Linked DNA regions of Mus musculus: region 2 is linked to region 1. The links are chromatin loops, found by intact Hi-C in ENCODE. Cell type or tissue: left cerebral cortex. All regions are shown on one strand. Each heading gives the region's core, and the rest is flanking DNA. Links, peaks and the distances in the headings are about the cores only. Region 1 holds the start of Abi3bp (ABI gene family, member 3 (NESH) binding protein). Region 2 has its middle 78 kb from the start of Abi3bp.

Evidence for each region. Peaks named below come from ENCODE experiments on the same cell type or tissue, not always from the same donor. Only the 100,000 strongest peaks of a DNase experiment are listed, where the experiment ranks them.
Region 2: a loop joins it to region 1, with 2.4 times the contacts of the local background. A loop is called at or near these places in 3 of 42 quality-filtered maps.

The regions. Positions count from the first base shown.
Region 1 is chr16:56,470,927-56,486,390 of GRCm38, forward strand. It overlaps Abi3bp (ABI gene family, member 3 (NESH) binding protein), which reads left to right and starts at 6,920. Exons shown (of 40, transcript NM_001014423.2): 1 at 6,920-7,066. The coding sequence starts at 6,988. In left cerebral cortex, for the core only: no CTCF peak of the experiment used is centred there; DNase peaks (open chromatin) are centred at 6,922, 7,294, 7,571, 7,857 and 1 more place; H3K4me3 peaks cover 1,266 bases; H3K27ac peaks cover 753 bases.
Region 2 is chr16:56,392,517-56,407,980 of GRCm38, forward strand. No RefSeq gene overlaps it. Among named protein-coding and RNA genes, the nearest start is that of Abi3bp, 78 kb to the right of the region's middle. In left cerebral cortex, for the core only: no CTCF peak of the experiment used is centred there; DNase peaks (open chromatin) are centred at 4,137, 7,220, 8,124 and 8,601.

The DNA of each region.
Region 1 (15,464 bases), core at 2,640-10,639:
CTATTATAAATAAGGCTGCTATGAACATAGTGGAGCATGTGTCCTTCTTACCGGTTGGGACATCTTCTGGATATATGCCCAGGAGAGGTATTGTGGGATCCTCCGGTAGTACTATGTCCAATTTTCTGAGGAACCGCCAGACTGATTTCCAGAGTGGTTGTACAAGCTTGCAATCCCACCAACAATGGAGGAGTGTTCCTCTTTCTCCACATTCTTGCCAGCATCTGCTGTCACCTGAATTTTTGATCTTAGCCATTCTGACTGGTGTGAGATAGAATCTCAGGGTTGTTTTGATTTTCATTTCCCTGATGATTAAGGATGCTGAACATTTTTTCAGGTGCTTCTCAGCCATTTGGTATTCCTCAGGTGAGAATTCTTTGTTTAGCTCTGAGCCCCATTTTTAATGGGGTTATTTGATTTTCTGAAGTCCACCTTCTTGAGTTCTTTATATATATTGGATATTAGCCCCCTATCTGATTTAGGGTAGGTAAAGATCCTTTCCCAATCTGTTGGTGGCCTTTTTGTCTTATTGACGGTGTCTTTTGCCTTGCAGAAGCTTTGCAATTTTATGAGGTCCCATTTGTCAATTCTCGATCTTACAGCATAAGCCATTGCTGTTCTATTTAGGAATTTTTCCCCTGTACCCATATCTTCGAGGCTTTTCCCTACTTTCTCCTCAATAAGTTTCAGTGTCTCTGGTTTTATGTGGAGTTCCTTAATCCACTTAGATTTGACCTTAGTACAGGAGATAAGAATGGGTTAATTCGCATTCTTCTACATGATAACCACCAATTGTGTCAGCACCATTTGTTGAAAATGCTGTCTTTTTTCCACTGGATGGTTTTTGCTCCCTTGTCAAAGATCAAGTGACCATAGATGTGTGGATTCATTTCTGGGTCTTCAATTCTATTCCATTGGTCTACTTGTCTGTCGCTATACCAGTACCATGCAGTTTTTATCACAATTGCTCTGTAGTACAGCTTTAGGTCAGGCATGGTGATTCCACCAGAGGTTCTTTTATCCTTGAGAAGAGTTTTTGCTATCCTAGGTTTTTTGTTATTCCAGATGAATTTGCAGATTGCCCTTTCTAATTCATTGAAGAATTGAGTTAGAATTTTGATGGGGATTGCATTGAATCTGTAGATTGCTTTTGGCAAGATAGCCATTTTTCCTATATTGATTCTGCCAATCCATGAGCATGGGAGATCTTTCCATCTTCTGAGATCTTTTTAAATTTCTTTCTTCAGAGACTTGAAGTTCTTATCATACAGATCTTTCACTTCCTTAGAGTCATGCCAAGGTATTTTATATTATTGTAACTATAAGATACAATTTGTTAAACACATGAAACTCAAGAAGAAAGAAGACCAAAGTGTGGACACTTCGCCCCTTCTTAGAATTGGGAACAAAACACCCATTGAAGGAGTTACAGAGACACATTTTGGAGCTGAGACGAAAGGATGGACAATCTAGAGACTGCCATATCTGGGGATCCATCCCATAATCAGCCTTCAAACGCTGACACCATTGCATACACTAGCAAGATTTTGCTGAAAGGACCCAGATATAGCTGTCTCTTGTGAGACTATGCCAGGGCCTAGCAAACACAGAAGTGGATGCTCACAGTCAGCTATTGGATGGATCACAGGTCCCTCAATGGAGGAGCTAGAGAAAGTAACCAAGGAACTAAAGGGATCTGCAACCCTATAGGTGGAACAACATTATGAACTAACCAGTACCCCAGAGCTCGTGTCTCTAGCTGCATATGTATCAAAAGATGGCCTAGTCAGCCATCAGTGGAAAAAGAGGCCCATTGGTCATGCAAACTTTATCTGCCTCAGTACAAGGGAATGCCATGGCCAAGATGTGGAAATGGGTAGGGGAGCAGGTGGGGGACTTTTGGGATAGCATTGAAAATGTAAATGAAATAAAAGAAAAAAGGTTGATTGGTTGATTATGTCATAGATTTGCCCTCAGAATGGATTACTGTCATGATCTGGGAGTGAAGTAATAAGATACTGAAAGTATTACAATAATGAATCTATTCTGTTCTCTAACATACTCTCTCACCTTGTGATACCTTCCACTATGCTAAGATTTGGTTCAAAGGGGGATCCATAGAGGGTGTGTGTGTTGTTTTTACAAATTATCTACTCCGTGATGTTTTACTGTGTCTTTATAATCTAGGCTGGGCCAGAAGGCCAACTTCAAAACTAAGAGATGGACCATTTAAAGACCATTTGGTCTTTCCAGACCAAAGGAAAAAAATTCATTTTTTTACAAGAAGAAGTGAAGCCTAAAGCTAGTGGTCAAGATGCCTTCTGAAAGATTAAAGAAGTACTCAAACACTTGTGTCCCTTTCTCTGCTCTGTAAATCATGCGAGAGAAAGTTTCATGCTCTGGCCAAGTGTACCCTCACTGGAGCGGATGCTTGTCCAATTGGATCATAAGTCTCATTCAAGACAAGTAATTATAGACATGAGATTTGGGCTGAAAAGCAGAATGCTGGGTTTCCCATTTAGAATGAGTCACATTAAAAGTATTTTTATTAGCATCCCAAAAAACCACAGCATATCTTCATATGTTATTAATTGAAAATGTATATTAGCTTTAAAAAAATCCTTTACCATGGTTTCTAATGTACTAGAGACTAAAAATAGTGGACTAATAGGTTAAATTTCTGCAAAGAGCTTCCAAGATTTGAAAGATTTATCTAAGTTTCAATTCAAGTCTAGGAATTAGTATTGAGCAATTAAAAAACTAGCTTGGAATGACTGAAAAACCATGATACCTATTTAGGTCTGTGTTGTAGAAGTCCTCTAAACTCAAGCATTTTATCCCCATCTCCCAAGAGAGTATATGTAGGTTGAGGCACTGTGACTATTGCACTATACACCATTAGCATCTACTGTTTGTAGAAAGGGAAAAGAGAACAGGTCTCCAGGTTCCATCTTCACCATGTGTATCACTTTCCTGACACAGCTTGTGTGCATAGGGACAGTTGGCTATACTTTACCTTGTTCCAGAAGAAATCAACACAGCTTACAAAGTCACATAAATTAAGACTCCGAGTAAAATACGCAAGAAATAAGGGTATGTGTGTGAAAAATGGAGCCAGCAATGATGCTTAAAAATGCACATCCTAACCTATACACTCAGTGTGGGTGGAGATAAATTTGGCACTGGTTTTCTAGGAATCTGACAAGAGAGAGAAACCCGGTTACAGTGCTCCAGAGATAAACACAGTTGCTCAAATAACTAGTCAGAGCAGTTTTGGAGAGAAAGATTGTCAAAGGCTTTCTGTAGTGTTGCAATCATGACAATGTATATGGTTCAATAAGCAACATCTAGCAACACAGGGCACACTGTGAGTCAAAACTAATCCTTACAGTAGACTTCAATGTAGGCTTTATAAGGAAGCATTCTGCTAAAGCAAGATCTAATAAAGTACTTGAAAGTAGTCCAATTATTGTCAGGTCTGCAAAAGTCTGAAATTTTTGCCATATGCACAAGTAAGCACTCGTTTGCTCATGGATGCTGGCCTGAGATGCAAGATTCCTGGGTTAAAGACAAAGGCCAGCATATTACTCATAGCAATAGCAATAGCTTGGATATTGTTTTCATCAGAGCTTAGACTCCCAGTCTCTCCAGAGCAACACAAATAATGGGTGATACCTGTATGTGATGTGGGTAATGTTACGGAACAGGAACACATCTTTTAAGCTAGGAGACGACATGTATTCTGTTTGCTCTGTAATAACATAATCCTGTCTTCCAAGGCTACTGCAATGTACTTTTTGGAGGAGGTAGTCTAACATAGGTAGTTGGTGCCTTTGATCATAAAATCTGAAGAAACAAGAGATTCCTCAAAGAACTGACCTTTAACAATTCTTTGTATTCCAGGGCTCTCTGCATTTACCTAGGACTAACTGTTAAAGAATTCTTAGGAATCTGTAGGTTTTATGACCTTTGACATTTGCTTTGCATGTCCCCATTGAATTCTTGTACACTGTGAGGGTGGTGATCAGTGAGACACGGAGGACCTGTATTCTTAGAAAAACCACAGGGTAATTATGACATTTTGTGTTCCTCAAATAGCTCTTCCTAAAGATTCTTTTGACTTATTACTTTTTTTTATGAATATTAGTGAGAGTGGGTTTGGTAGTCTCCTACAAGTATCTGGAGTTTGGTATTTCTCCACTTTCAAGTAAGACAGTCTTAAGCAGTCGTTCTTTAGTGAAGATGGAGAAACCAAATAGAGTCACACAAATAATTTCAAAGACATCTCCACGAGGTCCAAGGTCAGGTTCAATTTTTCCTTAAGAATAGCCTAAAACCTTCCTACAATTATGTGATCCAAACCCCAAGGCTTTACTCAATGCGAGAAAGGATGTATTCATCTTGTTTGTGTTGGGACTCTGAAGGCAGTAAAATTTATAGTCATTAGAAGATGAAATGAAGTATCCTGTGTGTGAGGTCCCTTCGTCAAGTCACTTCCTCTCCCTGGCCTGAGCTCTTATATTGTCAGTGTGTCTGTTGAATGCTCGTTTGTCCTACTAGCTAGAATATCTTTTCCTGACCAAACATTAGAGGCTAGCTTCTATTTAACTGGTGTCCAGTTGGTTCCAAGCAGCAAATAATAACTTCTAACATTGACTGGGCTTCATCTGCTCGCCAAGCAGAGTCTTAATCCTGAATTCCATTACCTAAATCTCCCACCAGGCTCACACTGTTTTGACCGAAGAGTCTCTTTTACAATATTTCTGCTAGGTTTGTTTCCTTTGAAATCTGTCGTTTCTTCTGATGCTGTGATCTTGTTCATGTAGCTTGATGGCTATGGGCTACAGACACAGAGCCCGGAAGGGTGAGTCTGAACTCAGGTTTGAGAGAGCTGCCTGTTCAAGCATAAAAACAGAGCTGAGAAAGACTTGTTAAATACCCCACCCCCTTCCATGGCCAGTGCCAGAACATTCTATTGGTGAGGGCTCAGGATGTCAGAAACAGATGTCGTGAACCGGTGCATCCTCTCACTTTATTTGAGAGATGTCATTGTCTCTTTAAGCTGCATTTATTTATTTATTTATTTATTTATTTGGTAAGCTACCCTATCATGCTTCATTTGACCCGTGCCATTCTATTTCCCTCTGACTGATTTTTGGCTTAGTTATAGCAACTGCTGAGAAAGGCTATTCCCAAAGACTCAATTTAAACATATAAACAGCAGTCACTCAGAGTTCGGTGGGAACCCAGCTGTCCCTGCTGTGTACTTGTGTTTGGGGCAATGTGATGCCATAGAAAAAGGCACACACAGGGACTTTACAGATAAACACTGTCGTTGCTATTCTTCTTAACTAAGGGATTTGCTGTTGTTGCTGTTTATTATTGTTTACAGTAACTTTATCGTGCGTGCTTTCTGCATGCCGGACACTACGAGAAAAAAAAAAAGCTGTTGTTGAATTTACAAACCTGGTGCTGCCCTTTCTTTTTCTTTGCCTGCAGGTGTGCCTATGTGTTTGTACACATGTGCACTTGTGCATGAATATACTATACTTGTGTCCCTGTGTGTCTAGGTGCCTCTGACGGTCAGGGGCTGACACTCAGTGTCTTCTACAGGTGTTCTTGTCCTTGGTTGTTTTGCTGAGTCTTGATCTCAGTGAGGCTGGTGGCACCGTAAGCCTCACTCCAGGGTTCTTCCTACCTCTGTCTGCTCAGTGCTAGTCCGAGTGCATGCTGTGGTGCTTGGCTTTTTACAAGGACAGTAGGACCTGAACTCAGCTCCTCAGCTTGAATAGCAAGCTACGGTTCTGGTCCTCATCCTGATTTTAGAATTTAAAGTTTAGTAAGGTCTACTAGATAGCTACGGGTCCCATGGCCTACTTAACTGGCTACCCTTGCTTATTTGTGCCATGATATTGGGCCTTTTTCTTCACCTCCCTCTGCTTGATTTTCTATCAATAATGGAAGTCATCGCAATGCCCTGCTCATGAGTGGATCTGAAGAATGATGCCTTAGTAATGTGTAAATTGAGTAGATCAATGTCTGTCATGAAGAAAGTCCTGTAACTTACATGGTACTGACAACATAAAGAAGAGGTTTGTTTAAAGCAGTTACGTGGGATCTAAATGTAAAACTCAGTGCTCTGTTACAAAGCCCGTCTGGATTCGGCAGACTCGACCTGCTCGGTTAGACCACCTCTTCTCTCTACATCTCAGCCTTTCTTACTAGTAAAATGGAGATAGATCACACCATGGCCCCAGCACAGCCACTATGGCAAAGGTCATTGCGGAGAGTAGCCCAGTGTGGGGATGAGGCACTGTGCTACCTCTCCGTCTCTGCATGCTCACCTATGGAATATGTTGATATACATAAAACATATATGTATGCATTTGTATGTGGGTATATATGTACACAGTATATAACTGCACAGCTTAGGACTCCATTGACATTCCTCATAAATTATAGCTACAGAATAGTTCAAAATATATTTTTATGAATTCACTTCCAGTTTAAAGGAAGGAATGGATTGGTTTCCTGGCTAACTAAAAACAGTTTCCATCTTAATAAAATATTCATTTTATATTTTAGTGTTTTGATGGGTTTAAGTGTACGTTTTTATTCTTTAAACTAGTTCATCAAATGTTTCAAAGTTGCCTGAGTAGTTCTTTCATGGATACAGATTGTTCATAATTTCAATTCTTACACTGCGAGGAAAGAGAAGAGGCAAGCTGTTGCAGCATTGGAGAGGGAAATGTGATGATATGTTTTTGCTGTTGTGCCTACTTTCTTTCTTTTTCTTTTCTTTTCTTTTTTTTTTTTAAGTGTGTGGGAAAGGGTGTGATGTCATCTTGTCTCCACCCCCTGTGAGTAAGCCCACAGCAGAGAGAGCAGCCTCCCGCCTCTGTCAGTGGAGGACGCCCACTTAAATGCAGTTCCAGGGTTGCAAGGCACCCAGCCGCATCACTCCCCGTGTGAGCAGGCAAATGCAACATGCTCTCCAGCCTGGGGTGTCTACTTCTCTGTGGAAGTATTGCACTTGCTCTGGGAAATGCACAGAAATTGCCAAAAGGCAAGTAGCTGGGATATTTTGTGTTTTAAAAGTAAGATTAAGAGTTGCTTGGTTTTCGCTGTTGATATGAAATGTGATCTGCTGTACAATATGGGGGAATTGAATTATTCTGCAGAGAGTCAAAGGTCCTATGTGTGAAGGGGGTGACTCAGGGGTTGTTTTCTCTCGCACCCCTGTGATTTATTTTGTGAGCTCAGCTTCTCCTAGCAGCTTCTAGTGGAGTATGTTCACACGGACTGGAGTGGTGTGGTTTCAAACTACAGTATCTGTCTATCAAATCTGATTATATAAACGACTATTGTGGCTTGTTAGAGTTATTTGGTGCTTTTAGCCCTGGCCACAGAGACGGTGGAGAGTGGCTTAAGCCCTGGGAGTAGCTTGTTCTGAAAACCGAAATCTTTTGCAAAAGTCACAAACATACCTGTGGGGTAGGGGCTGAGGGAGTCTAGCCAGGTCAGACTTAAATACAGTTTCGAGCTAAGTAGCAGACAGGGCTCTGCAGTGGAGTTTGGCAGAGAATTTGATTTGCTGGACAGGACACTCCCCCCTTCTCTTGACTAAATTGCTTATTTTAGTGTTGGTATTTTGTTTACAAAAGTCATCAAAAGAGAAGTAAATTTTCTAAGTTTAGACCCTAGGCGCAATCTTTGGAACTCATTAGCACTAAATCAGGATCGTCTTCCTTGTCCTGTCTGTGAACATAAATGTTGTGTGAACTTTTGCTTTTTCGCAGAGGCACTTTACGTCGGTGGAGGCTTTTTATGGCTACAGACTGCTGTAGTCAGCAGGATTATAAGGAAAAAAAAAAAAAAAAAAAAACCCACGGGCTGGAATTTACCGTACAGTTAGGCTGAAAAAATCTTAGAGGTAACGCACAGCACAGACTCATCAAAACCGAGTCTGAAAGAAAAGCTGGTCAGAACGCTTAAAGGACACTTCTGTGTCCTCTCTCTGTAGAGTTCGGTCTAGGATCATCTTGACTCAAAGGCAAAGCCCCCCACCCCCACTGGGTAAAGTGAAACTTGAATCCAGAAGGCTGAAGCATTTGGCTAGTTAGCTCACACGAGGATGGGAACTGTAGCAAAAGGCAAAGGAATCCTCAATTCTGATCAAATGATTATGCAAAGAAAGAAATATGAAACACCCTTAGGCTTTCCTCCTTCCACAAGTTTTATTCCTTGATCATAATAAACCCTGACTTAATCCATAATTAATTGTTCACATTGATGTAACTTTTAACAACTTTGACATTTGAAAAGAGCCGGTAGCACTGTTTTAGTTTCAAAAATTACCGGTGTTTTTATTTTACTCTGTATTTACTGTGTAAGAATGATAGGCAAATTTGGTTACTACAGAATTATGTAAACTCTAAATGTCTAAATTTTTCCGTTGTCATCATTAGATAGAGAACTTTTGGTACAAGTTGCCTTTGTTTGTAGTGATAAAGAAGAAAATATAGGTGCAAATACTTGCCACAAAAATTTTATCTCTTTTCTTTTGTCAACCAATGGTTTGCATCCAGGTTTCTCTTGTAATGTTTCAACAATCTATAGTTTTGGTTAGTCTGAACAAAACTGTGTGTGTGTATGTGTGTGTGTGTGTGTGTGTGTGTGTGTGTGTGTGTGTGTTGGGGTTGGGGGGTGAATTCTACAATGGATGTTACCATTCTATATGATCCAAGTATTTCTCAAGAAAAAAAAAGTAACAAGCCTTTTAACCCATTGTTTTCCAAACCCTTTTGAATGATAATTCCCTTTCTAATCGAGTAGCTATGACGTCTTTCCAGAGACTCTGTGTGTTGGAATAAGTGCTGGGATAGATAGATTCTTCCTTACATCCTTAGAGTTTAATATCTGTGATTTAAGAAGAGAATAGAATTTAGAGCCAGAAATTAATGATGGCTGAACATAGTCCATCCCAGACCTTTGCATTTGTGGACCAGTGAAAATGCATGCAGGTTTGAATAGCAGGGTCCTGTTAATAAGGGTCACAACTGACTTTAGCCTTGTGAGAATGCTCAAAGCCAGGGAAAAATCCTTGCTGTTCAGGAAACCAAGCCATTTTCATCAGTTTAAAGAAATAAGTGCATTTAACTAGACAAACAATTCAGTCTGGTGTCCATCTTTTTTCTTATTTTATTAAAGAGTGGTTAAAAACTCCATCAAAGGCCAATATTTGGAAAACACTGGCCTATCTTAACTGTTTATATAAATGAAGATACTCACAGTAGGGGAGATTTAGTAACTTTCCCATGTTAATGGCAAAACCAGGACCAAATACAAATCTTGCTTCCTTCTGGGTAAACAGAACTCCTGATCTATCCTATGAATCAGGTCTGCAGCACACATGGGAAAGCTAACTCTCCCTTAGATCATATATAGTTTCTCATACAGATGAAGGAAATCAGACTACAGCATACTTAAAACCATCTTTCAGAATTTCCTAAAAACATACCATCATTTTATATACTGGTATTATATATTATATAATATAAGCATATATATTTATAAGAACCCACTTGTTACATGTCATGGTTATTTGCATATCTAGTCACATATCTTATTTTAAAAATAAGTTGTTAGAAAATTTTTGTTTTTTAAAGTTTAATGTATCTTTTCTTGCTTTCATAAGTTGATGACTATATTCTTTGGTAGTTCATTTATTTGCATCTCCTGTCCAAACTGTGAGACATGTCCAATAGCATGCAAGGTAGCATGTTCTTGATGGAGAGGTGATAGGATTACCAAGCACTGTCCATATAATAACATAGGGGGAAGGTATCTACTGACTTGTGTCCTAACCATCCTTGGCTCATAGGACAGATGTGACTGTCCACAGGAAGTGGCACCTTTGCTCTACTGGCCACTGCTCCACTACTGAGAACCCTAATGGCTCTCCTGGTGAGGTTTACTTGAACTTATTTTTAAAACTTATTTCTTATATTTTTTGATCTTGGTTTTTTCCAGGAGGAAAATTAAACTATGACTCTCAGACACTGGAGAAAACTAGCATATTGCTTTGTGCTGTTGGGAGCCCCCGTGCTCCAGCTCCTTCTGGGACTTGACTTTGGCCACTATAGAATTGTCATCTTCCCTGACACATGTGCTAAAATAAAAACCACAGAGTACAACATGGTGTGAAGAAAGCCAACACAGTCTTATAAAGGGGCGCCAGAGGTTTGACAAATCTCTGTGCTGAAACTCCTGTGTATAGAAGGAAAGTGCTAGCTCTACTGGGCAGCTCTCTTACTTCTCATGAAATATGCAAAAGAAAAGTCACAGAGGAGTACTTGAGATACAGATGTGACAACATGACTAGGGGGACATAGAAGTCTTGGATACATGGGAGATAGTGAGCAAGTGGCACTTTGCCTTGAGTTCTTACTCAAACGAGTAGAAATTCTTGTCATATTTCCTAACTGCCCAGTCATCTTTCCAGTGCATCCTCTTTTCCCAGAGGACCCTCGTTCACTTCCCAGCACCTGTCAGAGCAGTTCACAACTGCTGTAGAAAACCCCCAAACTCCAGCTCTACAGAATCCAAAGCTTTTTTGGGCCTCAATGGATACAGGCACACGTGCTCATATCCATAAATAGACTTTGACTCTCTCCCCTCTCAATTAAAAACAAAGTCATCTTTATTTTTTAAAGTGGACAGATGAATAACAACAATCAGAGCTATTAACTGCTACCTATTATTCAATTGGGTAGTACCCTTCTAGTGAGCAATGTGGTAATTTAGTGTTACATATTATTGATGCAGGAAATCTAAGCAGGCATCTTGTTCCTCTCATTTTATAGAATATCAGATTATGCCTCCAGGTGTTTAAATAATTTGCTCCAAATCATTTATCCAGACAAAGATCCTAGCCTTAACTTCAACATAGTATCAGCTCCCTGACCCATGTAAAGAAATACTAATTAAAAAAAAAAAAAAAGCTGTGCGCCATGTCTGGAGTATGGAGACGAAGAAGATAAAGCATGGGTATGTCTTCTGGTAGCTGACTGGTGAGCAGAGCTGATGAGAGAGAAGCCCCTAGGCTTTGAGAACAGCTTGATGGACTCAATCCAGACCAGAGGCTGATCTGAGACACCCAAGACAGGGCTGAGAGACAAGCAAATCCGAGGGCAAGGAAGAATTTGGCTGAGAGATGAGGGAACCTTCTTACTTAGCCTCCAGTGAGCTTTCCAGCAACTCACCTTGGGGCTGGCTCTCACTTTCTACAGCACCCTTCTGAAGAAAAGGATACAGCAAAAGAATGTATCACTCAGAAAGCCTGGTCTGTCTCTCCAAGGGACAGATGACATTTGTGAGGCCGTGGGAAAATGGGAAGGTTAACACCCAATGGGTGAAGGGCTGATTTTATTTTAATTTTTGTTGTTGTTTTTTGAGACAGGGTCTCTCTGTGTAGTCCTGGCTGTCCTGAATCTTGCTCTATAGACCAGGATGGCCTAGAACTCAGAGATCTGCCTGCGTCTGCCTCATGAGTGCTAGGATTAAAGATGTGCTCTACCATGGGCTAAGGGCTGATTTTATTAGAATAATGTTTTTCTGCATTTCTGGGACAGTATTAAAGAGTACATAGGAAGAAATTATTTGGTTTTAAAAAGGTTGTAAAACCATAGTTGAGGCTAAGTTTAGAAACCAATGTCTTAAAATAAATTTTGCTGATGTTAATTATTCAATCATTAGTTATACATCCAATGGATTGCTCTATTGGGCTATAAGATACAAACTATTAAGGAATTTTAGCTCTCTGTTTTTCTTCATTGCTAATGGGTTGCAAGGCAATGTTTGAGAATACAGTTCATCAATATCATAGCAAAAAAGGTTAAGTTTTTTTTTTAATAGGTTAGTTCCTGACAGAACGTCTGTCTAAGGCAGAGGTAGAGTGTCTAATGCAGGGAGAGCCAGTAAGGACACATGACCGACCCAGAGTTTCTATGTCGGTGACCAGCCTCAGAAAGAATTCCCTTTGCTTGTTCTCTGATGGGCACTGATAAAAACAAGTGCAGAAGGAAGAGGAGAACTTGCTAAGAGTGGTCAGAAAACTAATGGAAACTTAAAAGGTAAGATAATCTAATATGAGGGGTCACTAGAATAGTAAAATAAAACCAAAACTTGTCTTTTTAACAAGCATAATAAATTAAAATAAATAGCATCAACTACAAAAGGTAAAGTGCTAAGTATAGAATGGGAAAACAATGGTAAAAGTGCATATATTTTATTAAAATAACATTAAACATATAATCAAATTGTTACCTAGCATGATGAGCAATTTATATAAATTATCCTCCCACTTATGATATATCTTATTAACTTAATAGTATATTGACATTAGAATAATAAACCTTAATCGTATATTATCTACTGCAGTATAAAAGTTTCCATGAAATTGGCAGCTCCAGAAAATGCATTTATTGTTGCAAAGTTTCTCGCTTAGAGGGAATTCTCTCATTCAGTGTCTTACAAAAGGCTGCAATGGAGGTTCTAGCACTGCATTTCATCCGAAGGCTTGGCCGGAGAAGGTTCTCTTTCTAAGATCTTATGGTTGAAAGTATTTAGTCCATGAAGGGCTGCTGGCGTAAGGGTCTATTGGACAGAAGTCACCTCAAGCTCTTGGCTGTGTTGGCCTTTCCTCCGTGGCCAAGTGCCTAGAACAGTCTGCAGTCGGAACATAAATCACACCCATAATTGCAGAAGTAAATATCTGAAACTTTCATTGCTGTGTGGTTTTGGTTAGAAGCAACTCAGAGGGTAGAAGTAGTTACATTCCTCAGGTTAACTTAAAATTATCCCACCGTAACTGCCCAAAAGGCTGTTTCACGTCCCTCCGTCATACGGTAGTACCGTGAACACAGGAAATGTTACTCCAGGGAACACACAGGTGTGAGCATTGACACTCCATCAGCTTCCCACAAAATTCAGCCTTCAGTGACAGATGCTTCACAGGAGAGGTGCCAGTCAGCTTCCCTATATGGCTGGAGTTAATTCTGAGCAATCCTTGAGAAGTGACATGAGGTCTTATTAGAAAAGTGAACGCGTCCAATGTGAACCTTATTTTCTGATTGAAAGGGTCCAGTCGCTGCCTGGATTCCTTGGTCTATGTGGAGAGACACATGAAGCACATTTCCCCAAAAATCTCTTTCCACAGATGCCATGTTTGTCAAAGGAGAAGACATAAGAAACAAGAGCTTCTTAAGAGACAAATTTTAAGTAGTCTGCACTCATGAACTTACCCTACAGTCCTCAGAATAACAGGCTTCTGAGAAGTTTGTGTGGTAGCTTTAAGAGTAAGCATGAATGGTTACCATGAGGTCAAGCTAACTTTGTGTCTTGCGGAAGGATATAGACATCATTACTGGATGTTGTGGAGAGAAGTTGGAAAAACTAAAGGACCTTCGTTCAGACACCTTTTACTGTTAATAAAACAATTATATGTGCTCTCAGCACACAAGGCAAAATTTCGATGGCACAAAGAAAATATTCTTAGCATGACACTGGATTATTTGATATCACAAAGTATGATGTTTGATATTAGGATGTCTATGGACAGTTTAATGTGAACACACCATGTGGCTTTTCCCACCCTTTGTGTCTCTTGTGCTGGGGTGGTTTAGAGAAGGCATATGGCAGGTAAGGGTGGCCCCATTGTCCCAGACCTAAGCGTCCTGTGGTCAGAAAGACTGATTTCCACTAAACCCTTCCATTGTAAAACAACCTTAGTGTTCTCCATGTTTTCCCATCTAATAAATCCTTGACCTGTATTCCTAGTCACTGGCATGGCACTTTGAGATGCTTAGCGCTACACTAGGGTCTGAGCTCCTCTCAGCCCATGAACAATGAAGTCTGCTACTGTTTGTCCTGTGGAATTCTGGAAATGAGGGAGAAAGGAGACACATTTGTACACAGATTGTCTTCATTTTCCCAACCAGGTGCTGTCCATCTGAGGCCCATCCAGTGGACAACCAAGGCAAAACCGCTCATTCTGACTATCTTCTGGTCAGGTTAGAAATTAATATTAGTGAGAACTGAGGCATAATTCATACTTTCCCTATGCCACAGCAATCTTGGCTATACATGGGCACAGCTGAAAGATTTCAGCTCAATCAGTAAGGCTCTGCCTCCGACTCAGTTTCTACCTAATTAGTGTGTTGTGAGAGGCTTAATAGATACTTCATGGATGGTTTGAGTGCGACTAAGGACTACCGATCAGTCTGGAGGAGTACGGTGTAAAAGTTAAAAGTTGCAGGTAAATTTCTTTGTTGGCTAAGGGTTAAGTTGTGAATTTCTATACATTTAAAAATGATTATCACTTTTTCCTCGTTACCTTATTTCAGGATTTTATGACCATGTTTTGTAAAAAGTTCAGACATCTTTGTCAGCTATAGAAGAGAATGCCTAAATTTGAGGCACAGTTTTGTTTTTCTTTTTTCTTTTCTTTTCTTTTCTTTTCTTTTTTTTTTTTTTTTTTTAGCATTAACACCTGGGTGTAACTGGTTTCATAAATCTCCTGTGAAATCCCATGACTATATGGCTCAAACACACCATCCTGTCAGAAAACCTCAGAAGCCAGGGCAGAGAAGCTGTGGCTGCTCTTCTATCTCAAGGAGTTTGACCCTGGCTCTATTTAAAAACATTGGGCATAGATGGTTCCACAGTTCAGGGCGTTCACTGATCTCCAGAATGCTTGTATTCTTCCCTTAACACCTACATGGAGGCTGGCTTCAGCCTCCAGAAAATAGAAGATCTGACACCTTCCTTTGGCCTCCACAGGCTCCTGCACACATGTGGAACACCTAAATTCACATACATAAACTCACACATGCATTCAGGAAAATACTATATTAGTAAATACATTTTAAAAAAAAACTTGGTCACAAAACATGTTCTTTTATAGGAATCTATTCTGTATCTTAGTTTGTGGATGCCCATGTGTACTTACACGTGTATGTGCACACGTGTATGTGACTGGTACATGCACATGTGTATGTAGGACATGCAGAGTCCAGAAGATGTCAGGTATTCTGTCACCCTCCCGCTTGGTTCCTTGAGACAGGGTCTCTCATTGAACCTGGAAGTAGTTGTTAGGCTAGCAGACCTCAGCCATCCTCCTGCCTCCATCCCAACTGGGGTAAAGGCACTTGCATTTCCTAATTTTTTTCATTCTCATTAAAGTTAACATTTCCAGGGTCAGTCCATTCTACTGTACACTCATATACAGAAATCTAATAGTTCTCATATATACAGAAAGATGACTTCTTTTGGTAACGTAGTGTACCCTCCCTTCCCACCAAGCCAGGTTACATGAGCTAACGTTTTTTTTCTCCTTTAGATCAAAGATACATTTTCTACCTCGTAGAATGCTTTATGATAGAATACATCTTTCAAACGCACGT
Region 2 (15,464 bases), core at 2,359-10,358, 79 kb before region 1:
ACTTATTTAATAAATACTATGATAATAATAATAATAATAATAATAATAATAATAATAATAATGTAAGGCCATTTTCATGTAAGTATATAATATACTTTGAGTATGTCCCCCAGACCACTGTATCCTCTCTTTTCATACCTTCTCACTGGTCCCCTTTGTTTGCCACAGTTTCACTTCTACTGTAAGTCATCTGTGTGTATGTGGGGTGTGTGTGTGTGTGTGGTATGTGTGGTGTGTGTGTGGTATGTATATGTATGTATGTATGTATGGTGTATGTGTGTGTGTATGTGTGGTATATGTGTGGTGTGTGTGTGTGTGTGTGTGTGTGGTGTCATTTTTCCTTTCCTTTCTCCTTTTAAATATCTGCAGCTCACTGAACTCAGCTCACTCACTCAGTGTTCTCTGTTCACTTTCCTCTTTTTACAATACCCTAGGCTCACTGTGTTTTGCGCCTTTAGTACTAAATTTCCAAACAGAAGCTCTGTGCTATTTCAGAAAGTTAGTGACAGGAAAAGGAGTAGGAGGAAAGAAAGGGGAAGGACTGACACATAGAAACTAAATTTAGGTTGCGAGAGTGGGGTTTTTAACACTGAATGCATTTTGTGAAGCTTGGCATGCATTAGTGGGTCTCTTTTTAAGGGAAAATAATTTATAGAAATGTTGTAATGTCTTAAAAAGAAGTGACGTCTCCTCTTAGTTTGCTTCATGTGGCTAAGAATTCATGGCTATGGTTTATTGAAGATAATCACTTTTTCTCTATTTTCAACTTTAGTTAAGGCCAAGAATACAAAAAGGAGGTCTTTTTGTTAGATAAGTGATGTTTGAAAAGAGTTTGGAAAGGAGAATCAATAAATAGTCTAAGTACATAGTGGGCATTTGCTCTGCTAGTCTTGAGTGTATGGACTGAGCTAGAACCTGATTCATGAATAGTTTTTAAAGTGAGTTGAGCAGGGTAGAGAGATTTGATGGACAGGCACAATGGTGTCTGAGAGGCACCCTCTCATGAGGCTCAGGGGTCAAGGCAGGAGGCTGATCAGAGAGCAGATACTTATACTACAGCCTACCTTGATATAGCTGGATTAAGCATATAGCTGTGTTCAAGGCATCAGATTAATTCTGTTTTGTACATATGAAAGGCTTATCAGTGTGAAGACGGTCTGAGCATCATTGCATTATTTTCTAAGAGCAACAGTAGTAAGGCCGTTTGTCTGTGAGAAATGGCAGAATTCAAAGTTGAGATGACTCTGATGAAAATCCCATTTGTCAATTTTTGGTATTATTTTCCAACTGGAATCTTACTCAGAAAATGCCAGAGTGTCAAGTCTTACATCAGTGATCCATTTGGAACTCATTGTTGTAGATAGTGAGAGATGGGATGTAGCTTCACCCTTTTCCGAGTTCCTATTCAGTTTTGTTAGGATTATTTGTTGAAAAAGCTATCTAATTTTCCAATCTATATTTTGGTAATCTTTATAAGTTGTTATGAAGATTCCTCAACCAGCAAAAAGACTTCCAAATAGGCCTACCATATGGCCCAGCTATACCAAATCTTGGTTGTTACCTAAAAGAGTCCAAGCAACATTCTACTTGCACACAGATACAATATTTATTTTAGCACTTGCATAATAGTTACATTTTGGAACCAACTTAGGTGTTCAACAGTAGTGGAACAAACAGAAACTGTACTGTGTACATAAAATGAAAGTTTTTTTTTTAGCTATAAAAAAGAGTAAAGCTATGGCATTTGCGGAAAAATGAATACAACTGGAGGCGATCATTTTATGTGAATTAAGTTACTTTCAGAATGATAAGTTGTCACATATTTCCTCTCATTTGTACATACTAGACTTGGTAGATACATACAAATCACACAAACAACATACACAACACACACACAGACACACACTCAGGTGACTTTAGAGTAGAAGTGAAACTGCATGGCAAACAAAGAGGACCAGTGGGAGGGTATGAAAAGAGAAGGTACATGAAATTCATAGGCAAATGGATGGAACTTGAAAATATCATCCTGAGTGAGGTAACCCAGTCACAAAAGAACACACATGGTATGCACTCACTGATAAGTGGATATTAGCACAAAAGTTTGGAATACGCAAGATCCATTCACTGACCATATGAAGCCCAAGAAGAAGGAAGACCAAAGTGTGGATGCTTCAGTGCTTCTTAGAAGGGGGAATAAAATACTCATAGGAGGAAATATGGAGACAAAGTGTGGAGCAGAGACTAAAGTAAAGGCCATCCAGAGACTGCCCCACCTGGGGATCCATCCCATATCCAGCCCCTGAACCCAGTCACTATTGTGGATGTTGGGAAGTGCTTGCTGACAGGAGCCTGATAGGGCTGTCTCCTGAGAGGCTCTGCCAGAGCCTGGCAAATACTGAGGTGGATGTTCTCAATCAACCATTGGACTGAGCACCGGGTCCCTTATGGAGGAGTTGGAGAAGGGACTGGAGGAGCTGAGGAGGTTTACAGCCTCATGGGGTGAGCAACAGTGCCAACCCCCCTGCCCCAAGAGCTCCTGGGGACTTGACCACCAATCAAAGAGTACCCATGGAGGGACCCATAGCTCAGGCCACCACATATGTGGCAGAGGATGGCCTTGTTGGATGTCAGTGGGAAGAGCAGCCCTTGGGCCTGAGGGTGTTTGATGCCCCAGTGTAGGGGAATGCTAGGGCAGGAGGATGAGAGTGAGTAGGTGGGGGAGCACCCTCATAGAGGCAGGGGGAGGGGGGATGGGATAGGGAGTTTCTGAAGGGGAGACCTGGAAAGGGGAAAACAATTGAAATGTAAATAAAGAAAACATTCAATTAAAAAAGAAAAGAAAAGAAAAGGTACAGTGGTCTGGGGACATGCTCAAAGTATATTACATTCTTGCATGAAAATGGCTTTATATTATTATTACTACTACTATTATAGTATTATTAAATAAGTATAACATAATACATATGAAGTACATATATAATATATGATAAAAAGCTGAGATGGTAGTTATAAAATTTTGTTTTTAAATTTTTAGTCATAAACTTTTTGACTTCTAGAAGGAACAAAAAGAAAGTAAACTCTAAGAGTAAAACTGTTACCAGTTTATTCACACTTAATACGTGTGTTTGGATGTTACATTGAATTACTGCAGCAGTGTCTAAGATGAGTTCAAATGATGGGCCGCCTCTTTTATTAAAACAGTAACTTCAGAGCATTCCTACCCAAGGTCAAGTCACTGAAGGATGTGCTGATGTAGCTCACATCCTAGACCATTTTTTGTTCAAATGTGTGAAACTTCTTGGAGATTTTTGATAGCTTTAACTGGTGGCTCATTCTTTTGCATAGAAGCTGGGAAGGAATCAAGAGTCAGACAAAATAGATTATTCAGAGTGTCTGTTCCTTAATGTATAAAATGACTGAGATCACAGCTGTTTATTTGTCAGCCAATGAAAACATGGCTTATCCTTCATTTATTATAAAACCATAAGTAACAGAGAAAAAGTAATGAAACAAAACTGAATATGCAAGACCGAAAGAGTACAGAATGTGCCTTCAAGAGGTCAGAACAGATTTCTCTCCTTATCCTTCTCCTGCGTCCCCCTCCCACCTCCCCTTTCCCTTTTCTTTATCTTTCCTTCTGTCTTCTCTCCCCTTGTTATTAAATTGGAAGAGCAAAGATTATGCTTTATAAACATCCAACCAATCCAGCTTGCCTGAGCATTGCTTTATCTTCAGTATCTCTTGGGAAATACTCTGTAGGAGAGATATGGCATGGGAAATACTCTGTAGGAGAGATATGACATGGATCCAACCTGTCTCACATTTAAAACAGGATTAAGGCCTCTTTGATAAAATGGTCGAATGCTCACATATTATCAAGAGTCACATTTAAATGCATGCCACATTGTCTCATTTGTAAATCATCAACATTCGTTCAAGGGACGGCAGGCATGCATGACACAATCTTAAGTGCAATGTACATGATAAGGAACGCTCCCCCATGCCCCTGAAGCTTGCACTGTCCTTTAAAAAAATCTATATTGACATGCAACCCGTGGAGAAAGCTGATGCTGCCTAAAGTAGAAACGTGGCCATCCTACTGAAGTGGAACAAAGTCCTCCTCTCTTGTAAAGGCTTAGATGTAAATTCCTGTGCTATGTGGCAATGTTGAATGTGCATGAGGGCCGTAAAGGTTGGTGGTGTTCCAGACTAGTGTTTACATGAAGTCGTGTTTATATGACAGTTAGCAGGCACTGGCACACAGCTCTTTGAAGTTTATTGTCAGCCACATAAATCTGAAGCTGTAGAATAAATCAAGCACGGCAGCTTTCTACTTCTGTTGGCACAGTGCTATGAACTTCAGTTTTATGTCTCAATACAGAACCCCTGGGAACCTGAGGTCAGTGGGTAGAGCTGCCTGACAGCTTGGATTGTAATTTGATGCTTTCAACTCTATTTAATCTCATCCTTAGCCCCACTTCACACCAGTGATCTGTCATGTCCAATCCTCATAAATTTTTCAGGTATGTTATTTTTTTGGAAAAAATAATCTTTGCTACTGGTGTTTTATAATCTCCTTTAGCTTTCATACCATCAAGAGAAATCTCATGTCCTTGTTTAATTTTATTTGAAGATGTACAAAGGTATTCTAACAGTCACTAATATCAATTACCAAATATTATCTGTAGTTATTAGTAGTCTTCCCTGCTGCAGTCCTACTGGCCCATCTGACTATTTCTGGATAAAAGGTACATATTTGGGGGCAGGCTACCCACACTTATCAGGACAGATTGGTTCAGGACTAATATGCTCCTGCCTCGACATCTATTCTATATTTTGTTTACTTGTATGATTAGATGTGAAGACATTTTAGCTATGGATCTGCAAGCTTGAAGATTCTGGGCTGGGCTCACTGTTCAGTTACCTGGCTAGCATTGTATAAATTGGAGTAAGAAATCATTCTGTCATATGGATAGAACTACTGAAATGGCAGGAGAGGCCCTTGGTCCTGTGACGGCTCGATGCCCCAGTATAGGGGAGTGCCAGGGCAGTGAGGTAGGAGTAGGTGGTTGGGGGAGCACTGTCATAGAAGGGAAGAGGTGGGATAGGAGGTTTGCAGAGGAGAAACCAGGGAAGGGAATAACATTTGAAATGTAAATAAATAAAATATCCAATTAAAAAAATACCCATGGCTTCCTGGATGCCACGTTTCCTTGGTTCACCTTTGATTGCTTTCAAGGATCTTTCTCTGTGTTTCTCATTGGAAGCCTCTATCTTATAATTAGCACCCATGCTGGATTTGCTGCCCCAGTATTGCTCCTGCGCACTTAATTTGTCTGTAATCCAAATTATCCAAAATGCATATAGCTGATGATCATGTCACTGTCTTGTTTCTAATCTTTGGACTATAGGATAAAATCATAGCTTCTCACTCTCTGTTTCTGCTATTACTCTGAGTTTTTTTTTTTTTTTTTTTTTACTATAAAACATTGATTACTTCATGGAATCTTAAATATAGCATTTGCAGTGGTGGTGCACTTGGGAGGCAGAGGCAGGCAGATTTCTGAGTTCGAGGCCAGCCTGGTCTACAGAGTGAGTTCCAGTACAGTCAGGGCTATACAGAGAAACCCTGTCTCGAAAAAACCAAAAGAAAAAAAAAAAGAAAAAAGAACGACTGAGATGTCAGGATTTGCTACTCAGCTTAAGCAGGAGTTACTTTTCTCACACTAATATCTTGCATGATACATGAGTCAGAGTAGGGTCTGGAGGGCCGTTTACACGGCTGCTTTATAATACTGCATGGAGCTTGGATTGAAAGCATTGGACTTCTGGATGGTACTTCAGGAATCTCTGTAGGTGCTGAAATATTTCCCGCCCTGAGATGAGATTTTAAAGTTCCTGTTCCCCACTGGATTTTTAAAAATATATTGAGTTTTTATAGTATTGATGCCAAAAGTTTTCTTCCTAAAAGTATTTTGATTGTTATTTTAAGAGAACAAAACATATTTTTTTCAAAGATTTGCTTTTAATATGTATTTAAAAAATAAGAGCAGCACAAGTTTATTGCAAGAGGCATTGTATTGCTTATACACAATTCTTATAACATTTGATGCAATTTCACTTGCTTTTTCCTTTATAGTATAAGCCAATCTCCATATTACCTTATGTTGTTTATGAATATTATTTTACCTTCTTATATTTTAGCTAGAACATCCTTTTAGCTAAGGTTATAACAATGAGGACTTCAGCCTCCTTCTCTATTGGGTTCTTATGCCCACATGTGGTGCTTTGAATATGCTTGACCCATGGGAAGTGGCACTATTAAAAGGTGTGGTCTTGTTGGAGGAAATGTGTCACTCTGGGGGTAGACTTTGAGACCCTATGCACAAGCTTCACCCAGTGTGGAAGAGAGTCTCTTCCTGACTGGGCTAAGATGTAGAACTCTGGGCTCCTCCAGCACCATGGCTGCCTGGATCCTGCCATGCTTCTCCATGATGATAATGGACCGAACCTCTGAAATATAAACAAGCTCCAGTTAAATGTTATCCTTCATAAGAGTTGCTTTGGTCATGGTGTCTCTTTACAGCAATGAAACCCTAACTAAGACACCACATAAGGAAGAAATGGGTAGAACCAGGACTCTCTCTTTATATAAGTGTGTGCACACACACATGGCAGGCCAGTTGACAGCTTAAAAACTCGGCTCCCCATTTAATAAAAAGTTGACACTTATCTGGCTTCCAAACCTTGGCACACAGTTAGAAAACAGAATCAAACGTCACGAGATCAATTTGGGGTTCCCTATCATCCAGAATGTCTGAAGGAGATTGTGCACAAGGGCTACTTGGATTTGTAGTACTCAGAAATACCAGCAGGAACCTGTCAGATGAGAATGTTTCTGCAAGGGAAAGAAAGGCTAAGACTCTTGAAAACGTGGGGAAAGGGTTACTGGAATTAGGGGCTGACTCAAGGTGTTGAGTGTAGCCTATGAGTTGAGTTGAAATAGGGAGGGTACTGAAAAATATACATTGGTTTTAGAAACTTTCCTGTCTTCTTTCATATTTGCAAGGATGAGTTGATTGAGTGATGAAATGCAAGCAAATTAAAATGTTGGGAAGATAAGTTGGGAGCGAGAAAACAAGAGCGAGACACTGAGTCTGCAAATGGTTCTAAATATGTGTGGCTGTGGAGAGAGAAGAGAAAAACCAGCTGCGGAGGAGGTGCGAGGCAGCTTTTTAATAGTGTAGCTTAGGCTGACAAGACAGCTGTAGACTTGATATTGTAACAGAGAAGAAATAAACATGTATTTTTATGCTGCCTCCCTTACAGTTCTATTGCTGTGAAGAGATACCATGACTTGAGGCAACTCATAGAAGAAAACATTTAATTGTGGGCTTGCTTTCAGTTTCAGAGTGCTAGTCCATTATCATCCCGAGAGCTCTGCATCTGATTCTACAGGGAGCAGGCAGAGAGAGACTGACACAGAGAGATAGAGAGACAGAGAGAAACAGAGATAGAGACAGAGGCATGTGTGCATACATACATCCATCCATAAATGTGTACATACATACAGAGAGGCAGACAGACTGGGTCTGGTGTGTGTGTCTTTGAAAACTCAAATCCCACCAAAGGCATACTTTCTCTACCAAAGTTACACCTTGTAATCCTTCCCAACTCTACTGACTAGGAGCCAAGGATTCAAACATATGAGTTTATGTAGGCCAGACTTATTCAAGCCACCACATATATAGTTCTTGCGATCATAGGTTTCATTAAATATTAACTTATGACGCTTGTCTGCTTTCTCTCTAGATAGCCAAGGTAAAAAACTATGTACAGTTTCTTTTAATATTTAAAATGAATATGTTGATACTATCTTTATAGCAACATTATTTGATGCAATTCTTAATGATTATATATTCCTGGTTTTGATAAAACTTAGTTTTAATAAGTCTTTTGAGATGTAGTTTTTCTCCCAAATGGTATGTTTTCTGGAAGAAGCCACAATGGATAAGTAAGAATAGAGCTGGCAGAAACGGTTTTTAAAATATGAACTACAGAGTTAAAATTATAACTAACAGTGCTTCCCATCCCACTAGGTTAGGAGAAAGCTGGTTATAAATAGCAAAGAATGCTGTGGATTGGCTTTTAGCTTCTATACGCCTATTTTAACTGTTGTCTGAGGAAGCCACCAAGGATGTGTCTATCCTGGGTGCACAGTACTCTATGCAGCTTTTTCATAGCTCTGTTTTATATTTGTTTATTATAGGTGATGGGCTACATGCATTTGCTATTGCCCTTGACCTACTGCATGGCTTCTATTCTGGAAGATTCTGCATTGTATCTAGTGTTTTCTATATGCCGTATCATTTTCATCTTTGTTTGGAACCAATATCTCTAATAAAACACTCTCAAGTAATTTCTTGTGGAGGAAGAGGTCCATGAAAAGGGGATGTGTATGCGCTCTTACATTTATGAAAGGTTTTTTCCTTGCCCTTTGTTTTAGTTAGGGTTTTACTGCTGTGATCAGATGCCATGACCAAGGCAATTCTTATGAGGACTACATTTAATTGAGGCTGGCTTACAGATTAAGAGGTTCAGTCCATTATCAAGGTGGGAGCATGGCAGTGTCCAAGCAGGCATGATGCAGGAGGAGTTGAAAGTTCTACATCTTCATCTGATGGCTGACAAGAGAAGACTGGCTCCAATGTGGTTAGGAGGAGGGTCTCACAGCGACAGACTTCCTCAAACTTTGCCACATCTACTCAAGGCTGCACCTCCTAATAGTGCCATTTCCCGGACCAAGCATATTTAAACTGCCACCTTTGATCTCAACTGATAATTTTTCTGGGTATTTTAGGTTTAAAACTCTCCCTTGAAATATTAAGAATATTCATACTTTGTGTTTCTTTTATCTATTGTCACACAATGAAATATAACCAAATTCTTTATTGTAGGAAGACAAACAGACCCAGCTATTTAAATCTGTTCCTCCTGAGTCTATGTGTTGTCTAAATGGTTCTTGTCTCAGGCAGACTTCTCATGAGTCTGGTCAGCTGAGAGAAACTATCTGCTGATTGTCCCTGGTATAATACATAGTTGAGGCTGGCTAGTTATAGGTTGTTCTGGGCTAATGTCCTCTGGAGTAACTAAGCTCTCCTCTCCGTGGTGCTCATATATTCCTGCAATTATTTTTTCATGTATGCCACCCCAATATGTTCCCATGATAATTAGATCTTTCTAAATCTCTTTTGCTAACATCTCATTGTCTGATGCAAATTATATTACCGATTGAAGTCAGATGAGAAAGAACTATAAAGAATGCATATAGGACCAGGTGTGGTGATACACATCTTTAATCCCATCAGAGGCAAAAGCAGGTGGATCTCTTGAGTTTGAGGCCAGTCTAGTCTACCTAGTCTATATGCCTAATTATAGGATAACCAGGGCTACACAAAGAATTTCCTCTCCTTCAAAGCAATATTATACAGACTGAGTAGGATGTATTTGTGTAATTTGAAATATATATATTTAATTATGAGCAAATTGTATTTATGTATTTAGGCATATGTATGCTTAACAATTAATGAAAAAGAGTATATGAAAATGTTTAGAATAGTACTTATCAATCTGTCTGTCATGACCCCTTTGGCAGACCTTTATTTACATTATAATTGATAACAGTATCAAAATTATAGTTACGAAGTAGCAACAAAAGTAATTTTATGGTTGTAGTCACCACTGTATTAAAGGGTCTAAGCATAAGGGAAATTAAGAACCACTGGTTTAGAGAAAAGGGATGAGGGAAATTATGTAATCATAATTTTAACAAAATTAAGACGAAGAAAAGAAAAGAAAGAAAAAGAACCCACCAAGTCCAATTTGTGCTGAGCATTTTTTCCTAGGTCTGGTGCTACTTCTGGAGCATGGTTGGCTGACCTTGAGCCACTCATGTTTTTATTTTACTATTTTATAAATAACATTTTCCAATTAAATGCCTTTCCCAAGTAGGAATAAACCAATTATGGAAGGTTTATGTGGAATGAGTAGTTTTTATCAACAGGTCTGCTTTATATTTGAGAAGGAAAATGATGAAATTGTTGAAGTTTAGGCTAACTCCAATGTCCTGAAATTTGCTAGAAAGAAAACATTAATATTTATGATAAGTTCTAGTTTTGGGCGAATGTTTAGTGTGTGTGTAAAGTGCCTGTGGCATGGAGCTTGGGTGGGGAATACTGGCTGGTACTAAATGTCATGGGATCCCCATTCTTAGCCTTGTTGCCCACCCCTTCTCTCAAGGTTTCCCTATTGCTTCCTACGTGGTGCCTCTGTTGAGTTGTCTTGGACAAGTTGGTGACCATGTCCTCCCCAGGAGCTCCGTCTGTCCTTTGCTGTCATTTTAGAATCAGTTTGTGTGTATTATCAGATGATTTCCCTGAACTACACGCCCTTTGCTGGGGGGTGGCTCTTAGCCCTCGGACGTCAGCATTCAAGGCCTTGTACGACCACGCATTCACTTCTTGTTCCAAAGTATTCGCTCAACAGTCTCTCTGCTTGAGTCAATCTGCCCTCTTCATTTTTCTTAAGATATGTCTTGTTTTTTTTTTTCTACTCCCCCAATTTTATTTGAACGATGTGCCTCATCTGGAATGTTCATCAGCTCTCTTCTTTGAGTTCTTCCCATATTTCAAGGTTGAATTCATGTTTCTGATTAAGGTTTTTTTTTTCCAGAATGTCCAAGACTGCAGTGGAATGTTTATTCTCTGTTGTGAACATTACAACATAATTACTACATAATCTGTAGTAGATTATCTCTAGTTAGGAGGCAGCAGGGAAGCTTGGAGCTCAGGACTTTTCTCAGCTAAGCAGCTCTTACCACACGGTGTATGTTCTTATCTTTTCTCAGTCCAACTATCAATCAGCTGCTATGTTGTTTCATTCTAAGCACCAGAACCTTAACCTGGCTGTGAGTGATGCTTAGATATGTGTGTGGCATACGTGGAGGGTTTTGTGGGATTTGGGTGAAGGAGGCAAATATTTTTTGGACATATATTAGGCTTCTTTACAATATAGATTTTTGTACTGTCAAAGGAAAAGAAATGGAGCCTCATTATTTCATAAAAGATGCAGGTTGTGTTGAAACATTTGTTTCTGTAAATCGTTTTTTATTTTGATTTTTATTTGCATTGTTATTTTTCTTGGAAAACTGGAAATGTATGTATTTATATACACTTAGATAATATGTCTCATCCTCAAATTCAATACCACTTTGTTACTATGGCCTATGATATTACCATTCCTCAAAAAAAAGAGAGAGAGATACTTACATATCTTTAATCTCAACTCCCTCATATAAAAGTCTATATGCAGCTTCCCCTCCAGCACTCGTCTTGTCTCCTCCTAATTATTTTCTTTATGCCCTTCTGCAAGGACTAATAATTGTATTATATCATGGACATTGTCTACAATGGGGCTACACTAGGTGGTCCCAGGAAAATAGACTTCTGTTGTTCTTATTTCCTCTATCAAAGAGTTCTGCACAATGTCTGGCACAAGCAATGCTGAAATATTAGACTGGAGACACTCTCCTGTGAACAGTCAACTCACAAGCTCCTAATGTGTGTGTGTACTCTTAAAGTGTGCTAATATGTATATTCAAAAATTATCTTTTTTTAACTAATAGTCTTTTGTTATCATAGTAAATATATCATTTTTCTAATTCTTATTTAATAGTTTAAAAATCTTTATCATCATTTCTTAAAACTTTGTTTTCTTATGTTTTTATTACCATGTATTAATTCTATATAGCATGAGTTTCAGTGTGACATTTTTGTAGGTGTATAAATGTATTGTGATGGTTTATATGTGGTTGGCCCAGGGAATGGCCTATTTGGAGGTATGATCTTGTTGGAGTAAATGTCTCACTGTGTGTGGGGGCTTTAAGACCCTTGTCCTAGCTGCCTGGAAGCCAGTATTCTCTTAGAGGCCTGCAGATGAAGATGTAGACTTCTCAGCTCCTCTTGCACCATGCAGACTGGATGATGCTGCCATGTTCCCCGTGCTGATGATAATGGACTGAACCTTTGAACCTGTAAGCCAGCCCCAATTAAATGCTGTCCTTTGTGAGTTGCTTTGGTCATGGTGTTTATTCATATCAGTAAAACTTTATCTAAGACATGTGGTTTGCACATGTTAAACCCTATTAACTCTCATGTACAAGAGTACATGGGGTCTAACCCTATTAACTCTCATGTACTTTCTACTCTTGCTGACCCCTTGACTCTTCCCCGCTAACAAGGATCCTTTCTGTTTTCATGTCTTTTTCTTTTGTGATTTCATTTTGTTCACAGGAGGCAAATGTCTTTTGTTTTGTTTTGTTTTTTAGCTTTTTAGTTTTGCTGTATGTAATTTGCTAGTATACACTATCTGTGTAGCATGTTGTATGTCTGATGCCCCAAAGAAAGCATCTGATCCCTTGCAACTGGAGTTACAATTCTTGTGGATGTTAAAGATTGAGTCCAGGTCCTCTGGAAAAGCAGTTAATGCTTTTAATTACTGAGCTCTTGGAAGGGTTATTTCCAGACATGAACACCCTTTTAGTGGCTGTATCACTGAGAGAAGCATCTTGCAATCCCTATCATCCATTGTCTAAAGCCTTGGGGAGGGTTGGCACCTCACCAGCCACTCTCCTTTCCATGGCAGGACACTGACAGGCTCCATCTTGTGTATGTCTTATTCCAGCAATAAAAACCCCTCTGAGTTCGAGTGCAATGGCCATGTTGTGCTTAGAAGATGTCATTCTAGCACATTGTTCATGTCTCTGGCTTTTGCATGGTTTCTGGCCCCCCTTTTACAATGCTCTTTGATCCTTGAAGGGGATGATAACCGACACCACTGATGATTGATCGTTCATTAGTAACTTATTCTCTCAGAACTATCTTTTTAATGCTTGCTCTTGTAGATATTTTAAAGAAAGTGTAGTACATTTATGGTATTGAATCAGTAGAATTGAATTAAAAACTTTCAACAGTAACTTAAACTCATATTTAGCACATACCTTTACATTGTAGAAAAAGAAGGTCATGTTAATAGTATACAGAAGTATTCTAGGCTTAAAATGATAACAGGTGATTCCATGGGATACAGTTACTGAATTGAAGTCTCAAGATTGGCCAATAAAATAAACCTCTCTGAAAGCCCCTGGTAAACCCACAGACTACACTTCTAGCTGTACAGAGAACCCTCAGCTAAGCAAACATCTTTCTCATGCATCACAAGCAGTCTGAAATCATGATGTTAGAACTATTCCTGGAAGTGTTTCACATTGTTCCATATTGGTGGTATCTTATATAGAATTCTATAATTATTAGATAATTAGAGGAGAAGGGAGAGAATCCCAGTATTTATATCATTAGGGATAATAACTTTTCTGTAATTACTCATTTATCCATTAAATTAATTTAGTCAGGAGTTCTTTTGTTTTTTTGTTTTTCTCCAAGACAGGGTTTCTCTGTGTAGCCCTGGTTGTCCTGGAACTCACTCTGTAGACCAGGCTGGCCTTGAGCTCAGAAATTTGCCTGCTTCTGCCTCCCAAGTTCTGGGATTAAAGGCATGTGCTACCACTGCCAGGCTGTCAGAAGTCTTCTTATCAGAAGTAATGGAAAAAGCAGATGACCTTTCTGTATACTCACATTAGTAGCCCTGAAACATTTGATTTAAAGAGAAATAAAATCTGTGAGATACTTTTAAACAACTGAGAGCGATTAATCTTTGTTTAAAATCAAACTTAAACAACCCAAAGATATGTCTTGATAGTTTTCAGAGGAGGGGACAACATGTTCATGTTCATACAATGACAGAAGAAGTCTTACCTCCCTAGGTGCTGATGTGAACTGTGGAGAACTTTATCTTCACATTCCTACTTGTTTTCTCACATAGAAATCAGATTCTCATCCATATAGCTTCAACATTGGAATGTTTTCACACATATGTGAACCACAAGTGATCTCTGCATTTCTCTATACCAGGCATTTAGATCTATATAATACATACTCTGAAAACAGGAGCAAGACTGATCTCTGAAGTAGGGAGACTCAGTCATAGTAGTACTACCTATACATAGTACCTATTACTACTAAGCCAGGGCTGATATGAGAAGTTCTCTAGCTAGGCTTTCTGGACTATGAGTTCTTACTGGAGCAGTCATTTGACAGAATGACTCACTTAGTATTCTTCACAGTGGTCTAACAGGAATAGTTGGAAGCTATGAAAATAGATAAGATTCTTTAATTAGTAATAAGATGACTTGACTTTTCTCTTAATTAGTTAGGTTATTTGGTCATCTGTCCTACTGCTCTATGGCTACAGAAGAAAGGAAATGGTCTTTGTTAGGGCAAAAGCTCTGTACAAGCACAGAGGATTGAGTCATATATTTTTGTTAAAACCCAAATAGAATGGAGTCATTAACACTGGAAAAATTAGCTTGGTTGGTGATACTGTTGTGAATATCCATGGCAACACAAACATATGTAGTCTTATCTTGAAAGATTACTACAACCACGGAAATATAAGATATATTTTATTGATTGAATATAGTGTATTAATGATTCTTTGAATAATATTTTACTTGTATATAATATTAAATTGTATATTAAGGTGGTGCTTATCAAAGATATAATTCATTTGTTACTAGTATGATTGGTTTTTCATTCCTATTACCCATAACTGAGACTATTGTATATTTATTTGCTTTTGTTCTGTTACTTGTAATTTATTTTTAATTTGTTTTAGATGAATGCCATTTTTAAATGCCCTTTGTAACTTTTCTAGATTACTATTTCACAGTGTATATTCCTGTTTTAGGTCTATTAGAAACTTAGTAATGACTTATTAAACATAACTTAACATATTATTATTTGTTAGCACTCAATAAAGGAATTATTAATTAAATATATGGGCAAGTTGGATGGTAGAAGTAAAAGAGTAAAGATAATGAAAAAACTGTGCTCTTTTAGAATAATGAGTTATGTTATGTTATGTTATGTTATGTTATGTTATGTTATGTTATAGCACTTGCCTACCATGTGAGACCTTAGGTTTAATTACCTATTATGAGAAAAAGAAACTGGAGAAGAGGAGGGGAAAGGGGAGTTGGAGAAGGAGAAGGACAGGGAAGATAAGAGGGATGGGGAAGAGGAGAGGAAGGAGAGGGAGGGGAGGAGGAGAGGAAGAGAGCAAGCAAGCAAACTTTCCTTGGGTAAGATGTGGATGCCACTGGTGAATATACTTTTCTTTGTTTGCTCATGGATTCTTCGGGAGACTATGACTGGCGCCAAAGGACAGGTTGCCTCTATTATGTCTGTTACTGATCTTCATTGGCATCTACATTTCACTATTATAGGAATGCCCCATTTTGAGCCATCTTGGTTCTCGGATTCCACTGAGACTAGTCTGCGCAGGGGAGA